2 separate regions of the Homo sapiens genome follow, and region 1 is linked to region 2. The links are chromatin loops, found by intact Hi-C in ENCODE. Cell type or tissue: sigmoid colon. All regions are shown on one strand. Links, peaks and the distances in the headings refer to the core of each region. The heading gives the core; the rest is flanking DNA.

Evidence for each region. Hi-C counts contacts between places; a loop is a spot of excess contacts. Peaks named below come from ENCODE experiments on the same cell type or tissue, not always from the same donor. Only the 100,000 strongest peaks of a DNase experiment are listed, where the experiment ranks them.
Region 1: a loop joins it to region 2, with 3 times the contacts of the local background. A loop is called at or near these places in 3 of 110 quality-filtered maps.

What each region holds. Positions count from the first base shown.
Region 1 is chr9:89,887,227-89,896,043 of GRCh38, reverse strand. No RefSeq gene overlaps it. Among named protein-coding and RNA genes, the nearest start is that of MIR4290, 130 kb to the left of the region's middle. In sigmoid colon, for the core only: no CTCF peak of the experiment used is centred there; a DNase peak (open chromatin) is centred at 4,273; H3K27ac peaks cover 529 bases.
Region 2 is chr9:89,996,509-90,005,325 of GRCh38, reverse strand. No RefSeq gene overlaps it. Among named protein-coding and RNA genes, the nearest start is that of MIR4290, 23 kb to the left of the region's middle. RefSeq lists enhancers at 5,372-5,461, 5,512-5,561, 5,572-5,641, 5,682-5,851. In sigmoid colon, for the core only: no CTCF peak of the experiment used is centred there; DNase peaks (open chromatin) are centred at 2,224, 5,185 and 5,899; H3K4me3 peaks cover 666 bases; H3K27ac peaks cover 2,684 bases.

The DNA.
Region 1 (8,817 bases), core at 602-8,601, 110 kb after region 2:
CACAACAAAAATAAAATAGACTGAAAAAAATCAGTGACACCTCAGAAAACTTGGGGGCAATAATGAAAGAAGTTACAATAACACCATCAAAATTTCAGAAGGAGAGGAGAGAGAGAATGGAACTGAAAGGGTATTTGAAGAAATAATGGCTAAAAATATCTCACTTCAGTGAAAGGTATGTCAACAGATTCAAGAGGTTGAGAAAATCTCAAATAAGATAAATGTAAAGAAATTCACACTAAAGGCACATCATAATTAAACTTTGTGCAACTAAAAACAAAGAAAAATTCTTTAAAGCAGCCAGAGAAAAACAGTATTCCTTATAAGAAAACTTGAGTTAAATGACAGTAGATTTCTCACTGGAAACATAGAGGCAAGAAAGAAGCAGAGCCACATTTTTCAGGAACTGAAAGAAAAGAACTGTCAACCCCAAATTCTAAGTCTGATGAAAACATCTTACAGTAATGAAGGATAATCTCAGACAAGAAAACTAAAAGAATGTGTTACAGCAAACCTGCCCTTAAAGAATGGCTGGAGAAATTTCATAAGCAGAAAAAAAAATAACAGAATAAATGTCAGAAAGAAAGAAAAAGACCATCAGAATGGGTCAAAATAGGGTTAAATATGATACACTGTTTTTCTTATGAGTTTTAAAAATTAAATTTGATGGTTGAATCAAATATAACACAATATAGTGAGGTGCTCATTGTACATGTTACACAAGATGATTATGTTTTTAATAGACAGATTAAAGGAACCTAAATGGAAATAAATTTTCTGTACTTAATATAAAGTAGTAAAACATCAGTACCAGCACATTATAATTATATATGTATCTTATAGTAGCTGGAGTAATCACTCAGAAAACAATACTCAAAAACACTACAAATAAATCAAGAGTATATCCTAAAAAATGTTTAAGCAACCTGAAGGAAAGTAACAAAAGAAAAATAAATGAGGGAGAAACTGAGGAAGCAAACAGAAAACAAGCAATAAAATAAAATAGAAGCCCTAACATATCAATAATTACCTTAAGTATAAATGATCTAAATATAACAATAGGAAGACAGATTGGCATAGTGGAGATATATATATATATATATATATATATATATATATATATATCACCTCATATACAAACATATAAGTAGGTTGAAAAGAAAAGAATGGAGAAAGATATACTATGAAAACAATGAAAAAACAAGAGTGGCTATAACATTAGATGAAGTAGTACCAAATAAAATTATTAGAGATAAATGGAGACATTATAAAAATGGTAAGAGAATCAACATGCTGAAAAGACTTAAACAATTCTGAATGGGTATGCACCAAAGAGCAGAGCTTCAAAATACACGAAGCAGAAACTCATATTAGCATTAGCCATTAGGGAAATGTAAATTAATGCCCTTACAAAATATCACTACACATTTGTCAACATAGCTAAAATAAAAAAAAAATAGTGATGGCACCAAACATTGGTGAGGATGTGGAGAAACCGGATCATTCATTCATACATGGCTGGTGGGAAAAAAAGTGATGCAGCCATTCTGGAAAACAGTTTGGCAGATTCTTAAAATGCAGAAGATGCAACTACCCTACAACGCAGCAATTATACCCCTGGGCCTTTATCTCAGAGAAATGAAAATGTGTGTTCACCCAAAAACATGTACCAGAATCTTTGCTTTATTTGTAATCATCCAAAACCAGAAACAATCTGGATGTTCTTTAGTGAGTGGGTCGTTAAACCATGGTCCATCTATACTATGGAATACTAATGAGCAATAAAAGGCAATGAACTATTCATATACAAAATAACTTGATGAGTCTCAAGGGAATTATGTTGAGTGAAAAAGCCAATCTTTGGTTACATACTGTATGATTCCATTTATGTAACATTCTTGAACTGACAAAATTATAGAGATGGAGAACAGATGAGTGGTTGCCAGAGGCTGGGCGGAGGCGGGAAAGGAAGAAGGGCTGTAGCAGAGTAGTATGAGGAATTCCTGTGGGGATGGGACTGTTTTGTACTTTGATTGTGGGGTAGTCACACAAATCTGCACATGTGATAAAATTGCATAGAACTAAACACACACACTTACACATACAACTGGTGAAATCTGAATAAAGTCAATGGATTGTTTCAATATAAATTTCCTGGTTGTGATATTGTACTAAAGTTATGCAAGATGTAACTATTAGAGAACTTGAGTGTAGGGTATGTGGAATCTGTATTAATTCTTAAAACTGCATGTCAATCTGCAACTATTATCTCAAAATAAAATGTGAAAGAATTAAGTATGTAGAGATCTGGTGATACAGCCTCAAACCTACATGGCTATCTAGTAAAATTAATATAACACCCCTCTCAAAACAGATAGAATGAGGATTCATAAAGTAAGCAAAGATACATGAATTGAATAATGTGATGACTAAGCTCACACTAATAGTTACACATCAAATGTGTATCAACAACAACAGAAATGGAGACCTTTGCTTTGCTCCTGTTATGAACCTCACATGCGGTGTTCTAACAGAATTCGCACATTCATTCAAACTGTTTTTCTGTGGAAAACAGATAGCAGAAGATATATGTAATATGTAAAACTGACTGGGTACACCTGGGATATACAAGGAGTGTCTACAAATGACCAAAAGATACCAATAAGCAATTCAGAAGTGAAGATGGCCAAATCACCAACAAGTGTACTCAGAGATGTTCAAAATCACTGTTAATAGGAGACGTGCGAATTACGAGAGCAGGGAGATAGCACTTTGGACCTATACACACCTCAGATTGGCAAAGCCACGAATACACTGAGTGACACCAATAAAAGATTAGTGAAAATGGAAGTTGCCATACTCATGAACAAAGCCACAAGTGTTGCTGAAAGCAGCCAGGCATTGCTTAGAAAACCAATCGTGTTTAGCACTGAGCCAGCAACTCCACTTCTGGGGTGGCTTCCTCTTCTGGAGCCTTCACCAACAGGTCTACATGAGACATCTTTGCAGACTTTCATGACTGCATTGTCAGTGGCAGTGGAGGGGAATGGATTAGCAAAGTGTGGGTGATGCAGACTATGTCAGAAGCAACAGCTAGATGTACGGACAGCCAACAGTGACATACACACACACAAGAACACGCACACACACGGTGACTACGTACACAGGAAGGAGCAGAAAAAGAAGCATAGTATTTACATTCTACATGGATTAAAAAGCAATGTAGGCCAGGCGCGGTGGCTCACACCTGTAATCCCAACACTTTGGGAGGCCAAGGCAGGCGGATCAACTGAGGTCGGGAGTTCGAGATCAGCCTGACCAACATGGAGAAACCCCGTCTCTACTGAAAAAACAAAATTAGCCGGGCGTGGTGGTGCATGCCTGTAATCCCAGCTACTCGGGAGGCTGAGGCAGGAGAATCACTTGAACCCGGGAGGCGGAGGTTGCAGTGAGCCGAGATCATGCCATTGCACTCCAGCCTGGGCAACAAGAGCAAAACTCCATCTCAAAAAAAAAAAGGTAATGTAAATGTACAAAACACCACTTAGCAAGGATACTTACACATTTATAGTGCATAGCATATGAGCATGACGGCCTCTGGAAAATGGAGTTGAAACAGGAATAGGGTATTGGAAATAAATGGGACTTTGCATGGATTGATGCTGCTGTCTCAAACTATAAAGAGAAAATAACATAAGACTATTATATAGAGGTAGAGCGGGGGAAGAAATAAAAACAGGAGTCTTTCCAAGCGCTTGCCTCTGGGTGGTTTCCCAAGTATGATTTCATAATTCTGTGTCCTCAGACACTCTCTGAATGCCACTCACTCTCTGGGGCTCAGAGAGCACACTCTCACCAGGACAAGAGCCAAGTCTGGGGTAAAGAGAAGCTCAGGGGACAGGGTTGGGGGCTTGGGGCAGAGACAAGCTTGCAGGGCAGGTAGGAGCAGGCAAGCCTGCTTCACGTCTTGGGTGTTTTCTCTTTTTCTTGCCATGACAGGGTGATGGAGACACAGCCCTGGTGTGGGCCAGAGTCCACCCTGGGATAGGAGGCCCTGCCAAGGCAAAGTGGCCTGGTAACTTGGCGCTGTTTCCTGGGGAAAATGCAACCATTGTTTTAACACAAAACATGCTTCTGTCCCTGGCCAAGGCCCATCTGTAAAAAGTTATTTTCTTCAAAAGCTTGAAGGAAAAGGCTGCAAGAAGTGTGCTCTGGCTTCAATCTCCCTATACACAGTTCCAGGCCAAGTACAGTAAGGCCAGCCAAGCAGGGTGACCCCTGACGGTGGAGGCAGGGCCAAGGCCCCCAGCAAACAGGAGCAGCATGACGTACCAGGGATCTTAGCCTGAGCTTGGCCACAGACCCATTCAAAGCCTTGGCTACTTGCTGTCCTCTGAGTTTTACTTTTCCCCACAAGCCAGAATATCACGATCAAATGGCTGGAGGCCATGGGCCCTGTGAATGCCTTCTCCAGAGATTGCCATGGTCCTTGAATGCCTATCTCCCCTGTCCTGCCCCAAACCTCCCACAAGCTGATAGAACAGACCATGGCCTCCACCACATCATCCCCAGACAAGAGCCGGGTGGGCCCTGTGGCCAGCCTCCCTTCTCATGGCCAGCCCCTCCAGGTCCAGCCAGATACGAGGCCCCACCCACCTGTCCTCCCTGTCCCTGCGGGAGGGCACTGGAACTGGGCCTCCCAGCCAGGCGAGCATTGTGAGTGATCAGATATGGAAATACTCCTACGATCACCAGGGCACAACCAGTGGAAATCCTGGTCCTGGAAAGGACTTTTAGTTACAATATTAAATTTGAAATGAAGAAATTTTACATTTTAATTCTCAGTAAGATATCTGGGTAACGCCGCGTTGCATTTTGTAAAGGACTGTGCTGCTCATAATCTTTCCTTACCACCGCCCAAGCCACCCGGCACTGTGTAGGTCAAGGTGCCAGTAGAACTGGCACCTGAGCCTGGAGGAGGGTCCCTCATGTACCAATGGGCTCTGAGTCCACTGTCATGCCCAGTGAGCCACTCAACCAGGAGCCAAGGGGCTCAGGGGCATCAGAATGTGTGACAACACCCCCAGTGGAGCAAGCCCATGGGCAAACACCCCGACGTCCTCCCTGAGGGCGGCAAAGTCAGGCGCAGTGGCTTGTCCTTCCAAGTTCCACAGTCAGCTTGGGGGGCATTCACGCCATCCTGCCTGCTCTCCTGGGCACCTAGCACAACACTGTGGTCAAGTTTGGCCTGAGCTGGTGCAGGACCAGCGTGTGGGGAAGGGCCCTGCCCGTGGCAGGCAAGGCTCTCTGGCCCCGGGTGCAGGAGAACCCTGAGGATAAGGCAGAGCAACCTGAGAGGCAGATGCCAGAGAAGGGCTCCCCAGCACTGGAGCGGGGCCTTCCAGGGGCTCCCAATTCCCAGCTTATCTATTAAAAACTTCATAACCCTGGCACAAGAGGTTTGCTTATTTACTTTGGAAATAGCCATGCCACCCGGGCTGGAAGCTCACACTGCAGAAGCCTCCATGGCTGGCCGTTTGCTCTTCTAATGACTCCAGAGTTTGGACAATCAGAGTTTCTGATGCTGACACCAGCTGAAGTGTGTCTCCAGCAGGACACCTGCCACTGGAGGCCATGCCTCGGCCCGCGTCTGTCCAGGGCACTCCTTGAGCAAGTAGGTCCAGTGAACAAGGGAAGCACCTCCTTCCACCCAGAAGTTAATGCTATTGTCCACCTCTTGGAGGCTGGGAAGGAGGACATCTTCCTTCAGCCTCATCTCTACAAACTTTCTCTCTTTCTCTAAATTATTTCCTCTTCCACCTCCACTGGGTCACCTCCCCAGGAGTGGAGGAGCTGTCAGGGCTACTACCCATCTGAGGGCCTTGGAGGGAACCAAGAGTGGGAGGAGGGAAGGTGAGGGTTACTCCCAGTGCTGGGGGAAGAGCCTGGCCGTAAGGGAGGAGCCCTGCCTTATTCCATCCCGCCATCTGCGCTTGGGGCAGGGAAGATCTAACAGTCAGCCTGGGCTGCTATAGCAAAGCACCACAGAGCTGAGGGGTGAAACTACCCGCATTTATCCTCTCAGCCCTGGAGGCTGGAAGTACCAGAGCAAGGTGTCAGCAGGGCTGGTTTCTCCAGAGGCCTCACTCCTTGGCTTGTAGATGGCGTCTTCTTCCTGCATCCCCACATGGTCATCCCTCCCTCTGTGGGTATCTGTGTCCTCATCTCCCCTTCTTATAGGACAGTGGCTATATTGGATTAGGCTTTGAAAAGGAAAATTAAAATTTGGGTCCACAATTTACTGTGCCAAAAGAAAAAAAAATTAAGCTGAAAGCTGAGTCGTGGAAGAAGTTGCCTTTCCTTTTGTTCCTAAGCAGATAGCTACAGATAAAAGGTTAAGTATCTCCACAGGTAGCTGCTCTATGTTCACCTTAACTTACATAAAGTGCTGATTTACTGAGTGCAAGACGCATACATAATTGACTATACCCCCACCAGCTCCTTTTCTCTTGCAACATGTGGATTCAGTAATGTGACCATACCCTCCCTCCTTCCCCTCCAGCCTGCTTTTCCCCTTTAAATATTGAAGCCCTCAAAATCATCTTTGGAGAAAGACACAGAACTGTCTCCTGAGTTATCAGGAGTTATGGGCATGAGTTATCAACCTTGGCAAAATACGCTTCTAAATTGATTGAAAGCTGTCTCAGATATTTTTTGGTTACAGGTCCACCCATACGAACTCACTCTAACTTAATTACCTCTTTAAAGATCTTGTCTCCAAGTACAGTCACATTCTGAGATATGGGGGTTGGAATTTCAACACAGGAATTTGTGGGGGACACAGCTCAGCCCATTGGTGGAGGATGTCTGCTAGCAGCACGTTCTGCAGGCCGGCCTCACCTGCAAACATGGTCAAGGTGACAAGCAAAAGCTGGCCTGGGGCAAAGTACTCTAAAGTCAGCCTCAAGGGTAGAGATGTTCTGCAAAGGGATTGAAAACATAATACATTTGGCAGAACTTGAACCTAGAGCATGTTTTCCCATCTTGTACACTAGAGCAAAGATCAGCAAATACTGCCCAAGCCAAATTCTACAGATCAGCAAATACTACCCAGGCCAAATTCTACAGACCAGATGAGCCACCTGTTTTGTAGGTAAGGTACTGGAGCATCGCCACACCCCTTCATGAGCCTGTCATCTGTGGCTGCTTTTGCCAAGTTGAGGAGCTGTGGCAGAGACCACACGGCCCCTGAAGCCTAAAACATTTGCAGAAAACATGCCAACCTTTGCACCGGAAGGTCAGCTCCCTATGGGCAGGGATTTTTGTCTGTCTGCCCACAGCTGTGCCCCCAGCATTTACAACTCTGTGTGGCAAGTACCAGGGGCTCAAACAATACTTGTTGGAAGAACAGGTCATTTTGTCTACATGGAACTGAAGGTGTGGTGAGGTCATGGCCCAGGAAACCCCTTGAATTGTTCAACCCAAGTCTCTTGCCTTGGTGATAGCAACCAATTGCATCTGATCAGTGTTCTGTAGTGTCCCCACAAGACCACAACAAGCACAAATGGCCCTTTCTACCTGGAAGGGCCTGGCCATTTCCTTTCTTCCCCTGTGACTGCCCCTAGTGACCCTCGGGGCTTTTGCACACAGGGTCTGGAGGTTGAAATTCCATTGCCCTACTGCTTATAGAAGACCCGCTGCCACTGCAATCATGAGCACCCCTCCAACACCTTCTGGACCCTGGAACCCAGTAATGTCACCTGTACATGATATTCTCTAAGACTCCACTTAGAGCCCAAACCAAGTATAAAAGGTGTTGGCCAAATCATTGGCTAGATCAGGTACTTCTGAACAAAGAGCCTAAACAACTTAACCTGTGTTGAAGTTCTAACCCCATATCTCAGAATGTGACTGTATTTGGAGACAAGTGGAGACAAAGTCTTTTAAGGGTTAATTAAATTAAAGTAAGGATTCTGTCCTTCCACTCAGAACCCACACATGGACACATGAGGAGGAAAACCTTCCTTCCTTCCTTCCCAGATTCCAGTCTTAGGGTGTCCTTAGGACTTTTCATTACCACAAAGAAATCCAGGGGCTTGGAGACACAGTGCTCCTCCCTCCCTGACCCACAGCTGTGGTTATGCTTGAGTGGTTCTGACCCTGCCTTGCTCACAGATAGGCTTAGAGTCCTCAAGGATGGACCTTGATTTTTCAGGAGGCTTTGCTCCTGAACCTGCAGGTAACTGGGGCCACCTCACTACAATGACAATAGTCCTCCTTCCAGGCTGGGTCACTGGCTGGGAGGACAGATGCAAATCAATTCCCAGGAATGGCCTAGAGCATCCTACAGTTCTTCAAGGTGTAATTGCAAAATAAACTCTCAAGTGCCCTGGTTCCAGAAGCCTTTGGACATGCTCTTTAGCTTGAGAGATGAGAGGAAGAGCCAAGAGGAGGTGGAAGACACAGTGCCCTGGGTGGTGTTGACATTCAGGCTCCTAGAAGTGGCCTTGGATGCTAGCCCAGAGGAGCCTCTAGGATCCCTGTGGGGCCTCCCACCCCACTTCACTAGAGAGGCCCTGCAGAAGCAAGATCGAGAGCGTCCTTCCAGAGGCAGAGGGACCCGAGCTGAACACTGGTTCTCCCGCTTCTTGGGTATGGCACTGGGGGAAGCCTCACTTTATTTGTAAAGTGAAGTTGCTAACATGGGCCTTGAAGGACTTCTGAGACAATTATGGCAAGTAGCCAATGTGAGCACTTACCACAGACACTGGCCCACAGAGGAGGTTCATAAACGCTCAACAGATGCAAAGCCTGAAC
Region 2 (8,817 bases), core at 347-8,346:
GGGGGAATGAAAAATGATGACAATTACGTTAAAACTGTATGTACATATAAAAGTACATAAACATCAGGATAATTTATTGGGTTATTAATCTGTAGTGTTTTTTGACTATTCCTCATTGCATATTTTCCTCCCTGGCATCAGGTTTGTGAATGTATGAGCTGTGCTGTCATATGATGTCTCTCACCTGGTTTAATACATTCCTAATGCTGTCCTGGAATTCTTAATACCTTTTCTTTTTCAAAAAAGATCTTGCAAATTATGTGGCAGTTCTTTCTCTCTCCCATTTCAAGCCAGCATTCTGGACTCCCTCACCTAAGGGGTAGTCAGGTTGCAGGAAAATAGTAGAAGTTTCCAGAAGGTTATAGCACATTCTGTCTCTGGAGGGAGACAAAAATGGGAAGGAGGGAGAAAAGAAAAATGAGGTGAGAAGCTGGGACTTAGGAGAGACTCCTTCCAGCTGGGGAAGGCAGGGAGGTTAGGGGTTCTGCCAAAGCACCACCTCCTCCACCACCACAGTATCTCACAGAAGCTTCTGGTCCCTAGTGGACAATGGCTTAGTGTCTGCAGTTTGTGTGTGTGCTTAGCCTGTCTCCTCGACACCGAAAATCTTCCAGGGGCATAGGCTCGTTCTACATTTTGTTCAACACTGCATCTCTAATATCTAGGGAAGGGTAGCCCCTGGGCCCAGAAATCTCACCAGAAAAATCTTTCCTGTAACTAAAAAGCAGCATAGATGGAGGACTTCAAGGCCCCTGTGGGCACAGAGAGTCAGGGATCACTCAGGGACCCCAGTGTGAGCCTAGGACCTGGAGCCCCCAAATACATTGTTCTGTTCAAGAACCCTGAGAAATATGTGCAGAGAAAGACACTCCAGAACTGATTGAGATTTAATTCAGAACTGGGATCTAATTTTACTTAACAAGTAAATAAGGACATAGGACATTTTTTGCACACTCATGTGTGTAGCTAAGATTTATACACCTGTCCTATCAGTAGCCCAGGGTGCCACTCCTCCTCTGTGTGTGAGGGAGCCCTTGACAGGCGAGGGGAGACAGGGAGGTCACGTGAGCTTTCTCCCTCATGGCTGGGCATGAGGTCACTGCAGCTGGTGGTCTTGAATGCACAGAGTCCTCCAGCCATGCCCCCAGCAGTCCGGGAGCTGGGGAGAGTCATCCCTGTTTATTCTCACAGAGTGCCTCCCCTCCCAGTCCTCACCTCACAAAACGCGCACCCGATTGCCTTGCTGGGGGAGACAGCATGTTTCTGATGGAACTCAGAAAGCTATTGAGCTCCCAAGGGGAAGGGTGAGATCTGGGAGAGATGGAGGCACGGAGGTTCCAGTCCCCTTGGGATGAGCTGTCCCTCCCAGGCAGGCACTCATGGTGGCTTTCCTAGACTCCTTTGATCAAAGCATGCTCTTGCAGCAGCACATGCACGGCCTTATCCTGCTGCCTGTGAAATGTCCAGCTAAGCTGCCCTCTCTCCTTCTGACCCTGGTTGTCACTACAACTCAGATGGGGACCCAGCTTCCAGAAAGTTCTTCTGAACCCCTAAATCTTCCCCCTGGGAAAAGACTACATCTAAAAATAGGTAGAATCATCAGTTTTCGATGGGGAGATTATATATCAATTATGCATATTTTTACTTAATTACTTTTGTTTGTTTTCCTGGTTTTCCAAAAGTTCGTGTCCATTTTACATTTGAAAAAGGAGAATATATATTTTGGCATCATCCTTGAATGGCATGAACAATCCCTTGTGAAGAAGCCCCAGCGTCCTCCCATGAGTCCGGACCACCACCAGCACCAAAGACCTTGCCGGAGAATCTGGGCTTCGAGTCAGCTGAAATGTTAAATGGGCCTTTTTGCTATTAAAACTTCCCCCCCGCTTTGACTTAAATATAGTGGTGAGTAGCGCTGGAATGAGGTTTTTGTTCACCAAAAGTTTCTCCCAGAATAGAAACTGCCCCCAGTATTTTTCTTGGGAAGTACATCTATCTGGCAATGGTCACTGTTGACATTTTAAGCTAATGCACTCTGCTATGCAAAGTTAAGCCCAAAAAGCAAAGAGCTGTTTGCCATTTTGTGTTTCTTTTTTTTTTTTTTACCCAAACTCTGCCAGCTGGGGTAAAGACACCCTTACTAGTCAAACGTGCTCAGCACTTGGACTCTTTGCTTGTAAATTCCTGACACTCCAGGCACTGCCCGGGTTGGTTTGGCATCGTGGCCTTCAAGCTGGGGCAAGTGGCCCAAAGCCTTTCTTATCCTTCTCTCTGGCACTTGCGGCCTCCAGCAAAAGAAAAATTAGGACAGTGTTCTTTGCATGAGGATAGAGTTTCACATGCTCTGGTCTCTTCAGAGGGGCACCACTCCACAGATGAAAAACAGCCAGCCAAAAATTAAGCAGCTGGCCCCTCTGTCAATCCAAGTTCTGGGGTCTGGGGCCTAAAACACAGCACCTGTTGCAAGTAAGCAGTTGCAATGGTCCTGCAGCTGTGGGTGCTGTTATGCAGCCATCTCGTAGCAACAACACAGCAGTCGTTGTCAGTCTGACACGTGAGGATGGCATAATAAATGCATTTTGTCACAGCTCCTGCTGCCCCCCAGAAAGAAACCCTGCACAATTTAACAGGATCACTACAAGTCATCATAGAGAAACACTCATTTGACTGGGTCGATTAGCCTCTTGGACACCTTTCTACTAGGTTTCTATGGTTACCATGTTCATTATTTTTGTAGAACAAAACAGCAATTCACAATCTGCAAACCACAATCTCCATCAGATGCTGCAAACCCAACCCCCAACCCTTCCTGCTTTCCTCTGGCATCAGTAACCAGGATGATAGGAAAGTGCCCTGGAATGAAATCACTAAGCATTTAGGCACTTCACATTCTCTGTCCCTGCCGGGGAGAAGCCTGCAAGCACAGAGACAGGCAGGGATCCCAGGATCAAGGGGGCTGGAGAGGGGCAAGGGGTCGATATCACACCCAAATCTTTGGTAATACTTGTATGTTCATCTTGGCTTGGGATCCAGAGTAATTATTTTTTATCCTATCTACCTCTGTTGACATTTTGGCTAGATTGCTTTTCAGATGAAAAAGTTTTATTAAAGAATTGCTTCTGGAAAATAATTTTCAAACCAGTTCTGTGCATGTCGTGATCAAATTCAGGATAACATTGCAAACAGAGACTGTGAATTCCTGAAAAGATTTGGAGTGTGTATTATTATCCGTGTCTCATCTGCCACTTGAATGCAGACGCGGAAAATCTTGGGCAGTGGCCCTTTTGTCAGAAGGAACTAAATGGTACCGCCCTGCTGGAAATGATCCCGGCGGCAGCCCCCAGGCTCACAGCTAATTCAAAACATGAAATGACACCCCAGCATCCAGAATTGCAGGGCCTGTGCTCTGCTGCCTGGGCCCTCCACCAGGTGCCCCTTTCTGTGGCCTCTGCTTTGTCAGAGACATGCTGTGTAGAGCAGGGAACAGGCAGCCTTGACATCCTTACAAAGCACTCTCCTTGGTATTGTTCCTCTTATTTTATTAATACAAACTCTCACGCCTGTAATCCCAGCACTTTGGGAGGCAGAGAAGGGCAGATCACAAAGTCAAGAGATCGAGACCATCCTGGCCAACACGGTAAAACCCTGTCTCTACTAAAAATACAAAAAAAATTAGCTGGGTGTGGTGGCACGTGCCTGTAGTCCCAGCTACTTGGGAGGCTGAGGCAGGAGAATCACTTGAACTCGGGAGGTGGAGGTTGCAGTGAGCCCAGATCACGCCACTGCACTCCAGCCTGGCGACGGAGCAAGACTCCATCTCAAAAAAAAAAAAAAAAAAAAAAAAAAAAAGACACTGAAAGGGCACTGTCTTTTTAATTAAGTTGTTCTCTCTCCCCCGTGTCTTTAGTTCTATACAGAAAAAATGTCATATTTTATTATGCTCTGAAGTCTCTGTTTTAGTTTACTCTGACAAAGCTGTTGCTCAGAGTAAAAGTCAGCAAGTCACCCAGCCATAACACACATTGTCTATACCAGCAGGGCAAAGGTGAAATAATCCAGGGATTGTCCCCAACTCTCTTCTGACATGACGGATGGTTGGCCCAGTACCTGATGGTAACAGGAGCTACGACAAGCAGGAGTACTACAAGATGAAGGGAGATTTGGGACGATGTTTGATCTTTGAAGGTCACCCTTCCTGCGTACGAGGCAGAAGTCAAGCTGACGTCTCTAAGCTCCTCTCCTGGTTTTGAGCAAGCATGTTCCAGGAAGCTGATTTGTTATTTTGGCAAGTGACTGTTTATCATGATGCATTTCGGGGGAGTTGGGGGTCAGGTTTCCTGTTGCAGGGAGTTCTGATAGTTCCTGATATTTACATACATAGGTCTTCAACTATTGATGAAAAATGTAATGTGGGAAGGTGAATTTCAACCCTATGTGGTTGAAACTCAACAAAAAGAATATATAGAGATAAAAAGCTGGGGAGAATGTAGTCTGTATATTACGAGGATTCTTTGAATCCATGCATAGAAATTTGTTGTCTCCATTTTTCTTCCACACAGAACACTTAAAATTCAAAAGTCAGGAGAGGCAACTTTGATGCTGAGAGATGAGCTCTCCATGACATCTCCCTGAAATAGTTCGGATTTATCCTGCAGCCGCAAATCAGAGTCATGCATTACTTCTTTCTGAAAAACAAATTTAAAACCACCCGTCATTCCTCATCATTTGTACAAAAATCCTTATGAAAATGATTAAAGAAGGTAATGGAAGCACAACTCCCGCGTTGGTAAGGACAGAGCAAAGACCTTCCATAAAAGCTAGTTCCCTTCTCCTCCTTTTGAAAACCAAACCAAACAAAAATATCTGGCTGAAACGACAGTGAAACAGCAGAAAATTATTTACCTTCAAAATTGCAGACAAAATAACCCCCCACACACAGTTCAAAGAAATGAACTTGTAAATATTGTGACTTATTAAAACAACAAGGCTATAATTCACTTCACCTCCAGAAAAAAATCAAAACAGCACTTGCTTAACCTCCACAAGAACCCTGAGAAGTTGGCAATGCAAAGGACAGCTCTTTCTGCAGGAGCAGCAGGGAGAGGGAGACTTCGCCTCATGCATGTTTACACAAGGCTTAAAATAGATTTTGAGTGCCTAACGCTGCTCAGCGCCTTAGTGTAACTCCAATGCCAGCCTTCCCAGCAGCCAGTGGACTCCGACCTTGATCCCTGCACCGGTGCCAGGCAAGCCCCAGGAGCATGTGCTACGGAGCCAGTCCACAGAGCTCCCTCCTCAGGGACCCGACACCAGAACTGGACCTTCATCTGGCTGTCCCCAGTCACTCCCAGCGCCTTCTCAGGCATTTTCACTTTCTGGGCAGAAGGAGAGGTGGGCTGTCTCTTCAGTCTCAATACCCAGCTGTCCCAGCCAGGCATGGAAAGTGAAAGCTTGCTGCTGAGAACCACCCCGACTTACAGGAAGGAGCCCTGAGGTTTCTGTGACCCCAGGCCCTTGACTGGAAAGTGGCTACTGAGGCTGAGTGTCTCCTAGCCCTGCCCTGGTGTGTGCCTCCCTGGGGCAGAGGGCACATCTCAGTCATGCCCCTCTCCTCGGGAGGGGGAAGGCCCCACATGGCCCAGAGGTACTGGGGGACCAGCTCAAGCTCCTTTTGCCACAACACTTTTCACCAGAAAACTCTAAGCCTGCAGGGGCTGCCCCTCAGCCAGCTCCTGTGCACAGGTCAGGAAATCAGAGCCGCTGTCAGGCAGGGCAGGCCTCAAGTCCGTGAGCATTTGCCAGGTCAGAGCCTTCTCAGAGCTGTGGCCTGCTACACCCTACCTGCTAAACCTGCATGGAACCCTGGGCTGATCCCCCTAGGTCCATTTAAAACCTGGAGCTCTACTACCAGTTCTAGCCCAGGCAGCGCCTGCCAGCCATCGCAGAACAGCTCAGCACAGCCTGGCAAGGCCAGCAAGCCACTGGGCAAACCGGTTATCTCAGCAGGGCCCAGCAACAAAACTTTCTGCCAACTCAGGTGAAAGAGAGTGAGTACATGTCTGTAATGTCTCTGTGTATGTGTGTGTACATACAACACACACATACAGACATATATATACATATATATTGAGGTATATCTGCACATATATATGAAAGTATATATTTAACAGTAAATGTCCCACAAGTACAGGAAGCTGCATAAAGCAAACATGAAGTTTAATGAAGTCCTATAAGGCAAAAATGCTTGTAACCCCCAGCACCCACTCTAGAGCCTTCCCACCCCCCTACAGAACCCCACTCCCAAATCTCTCCTCCCTCCTGGGGCACAGCTGGGCTGAGTCTTATGGCCATTAGTTCTCTAGTTTTCTTTGTCATTTTATTACCCAAGTGAGATTCATCCTCCATGGAGCATAGTGTTGCCTTTTATCTTTGGCTATGCCTGATAAGTCAGCAAGTGCCCACGCCTGAGGTAGACATGGATATACATATATGCATGTGTGCATATGCATGAGTATGAAAGCAGATGCTGTAACATGCTTAGAACAGAATCCACACTCCTCTCCCGTTCAGGCTAGTGCCCTGCTATTTGGAACGCCATTTATTGGATAAACAACAGACAAGTATAAATTAATACCATACTTTAAAAAAAAAAACTGCATGTGGTGCCTCAAGCCTGAGCCATTAGAACAATTCCCCGAGTATGAGTGTGAAGCTACTCCCAGAGCCAGGAGGCCTCCATGTGTATCTCCACCACTCCCTCTGCAGCCCCATGGGTGGTGAGCCTGGGGACCCCAGTGAAACCATCTCCAGCTCCTACCAGATTTCCAGCTTCTTGAGGAAGGAGGCCGGCAGGGCTCAGTACATTGGCCACAGAACGCAGCCGGAGAAGGAATCCAGGGTGGTCTAGGCCAACCCGTACCCCCTTGATGGGGTCGATTGCCAAATGTCTGTGAATTTCGGGACCAGTTGTTACACACAGCCATTATTAAAAATTAAAATGAATAGATTTGCAATAAAATAAATTATATTAAAATTCAAGATAATAACCCCCACATTGTGTTATTATCAGTGTTCTCTAGGCTGCGTGTCTGTTTATCTGTCTGGTGATATATGTACGTCATCGTACTTAAGGTAGTGGCTCTGCACACCCTTTCCAACTCTGTTTTTGGTGACATGGCATTAGCTTTCCATTGGCTGTCATGGGAGGATTTATACCACAGACAATGACAAATATTACAAACCAGGTGTCCCATACATAAACACAATATACATCCATCCATATGCATATACCAAGCACACATATACTTACATGCCACACTTATATGCATGCACCACACAACACACACACACCACACTACACACAATACACTGTTGGTTCCTCCCCCAAATCCTCTAAGATTAAGAACTGGAAGCCAAGCATCTTTTAAGGCGGCCTTCCCAACCTGAGACCTTGGGTGGCCTCCCAGGTCTGAGAGAAGTTGGGATGTCTCATCCCCACCACAGGGAGGTGGCTCTGGGCAGGGCCAGAACCTGATGCGGGGCTAGTGGAGGCTGCAATGTGGTCAGGGATGGCCTGAGAGGGCTCAAGGCCCTCTGAGCAGAGCCCTGCTCACACCCAGGGTCCTTCAGTCAGGCAACAGTAGCCCAAGGTTTTCTTGGGCGATCTATGTCCCTGGCAGCATCTGCCCCCTTGGAATTGCAGGTGGTCTGCAGCACCTCCACACCTGGAACCCCACGAGGAGCCTTGCCTCTGCCTTCACAGCCTGTTTTTTGAGGACAACAAGGGGGCTCTGCCTGGTGCTGGGGATAGATCAGGAAAATGCCCCTGTTCATCCATCTACCTCCTGATCTCTTTTCATCCCAGACTGGCACACAGCTCCTGGAACCCTGGGAGTTTGCTGTTTTCTGTGTGCTAATGAGATGGTGGGTGGCTGAACTCTAGACAGTTTCAGGATGGCGGCTAGTGGCCAAAAAGACCAACCATGATGCCACTTCATCCCCAACCCAGAGAGGGGGGGAGCAGCTGGAGACTGAGTCAGTCACTAATGGCTAATGATGTATCAATCACACCTACATCATGGAACCTCCACAAAATCCCCAAACAAAGGGGTTTGGGGAGCTTCCAGGGTGGTAGAAGCATCCACATGAAGTGGGGAGCTGTGCACTGAGAGGACAGGGAAACTCCACACTTGTTTCCCCAATACCTTCTCCTATGCTTCTCTTGCATTTGGCCACTCCTGAGTTTATCTTTCATAACAAAACCATAATTGTAAGTAGAGTGCTGCCCTGCATTCTGTGACTCATTCTAGCAAGGGATTAAGCCTGGGAGAAGGTCATAGGAGCCCCTGATTTCACAGCCGGATGACCCTTGGGCCTTGTGGCTGGTGTCTGCTGTGGGGCAGAGTCATAGGACAGAGCCCTTCACCTCCAGTGTTCATGGCATGAACTTGTTGGACACCCAGGTGGCGCCGGATAACTGGAGAACTGAGAATTGAGAATTGCCACTTGCAATGACACCAGACAAGTGCAAAGTCAGACAAAGTCCTGTGTCCTCTCTAAGAAGGCCAATGCCCCTAGTTATTCTTTAAGCCTGAATCCAAGGGTCTCTACTATGTCTCCTTCTTGGCTGTGGAAGACAGCCCCCTCCACCCTCCCATCCCACTCCCCGGCAGTCCCCAGAACATTTCCATGGCATTTATCACTACAGAGAGGTTTGGATAGGTCTAGGAAGTTAAGACCTCCATAGGCCAGGTGGACCTGGGCTCACCCATCCTTTTCCTGCCACCTGTGCCCCACCCACATCTCCAGAGCCCAGAC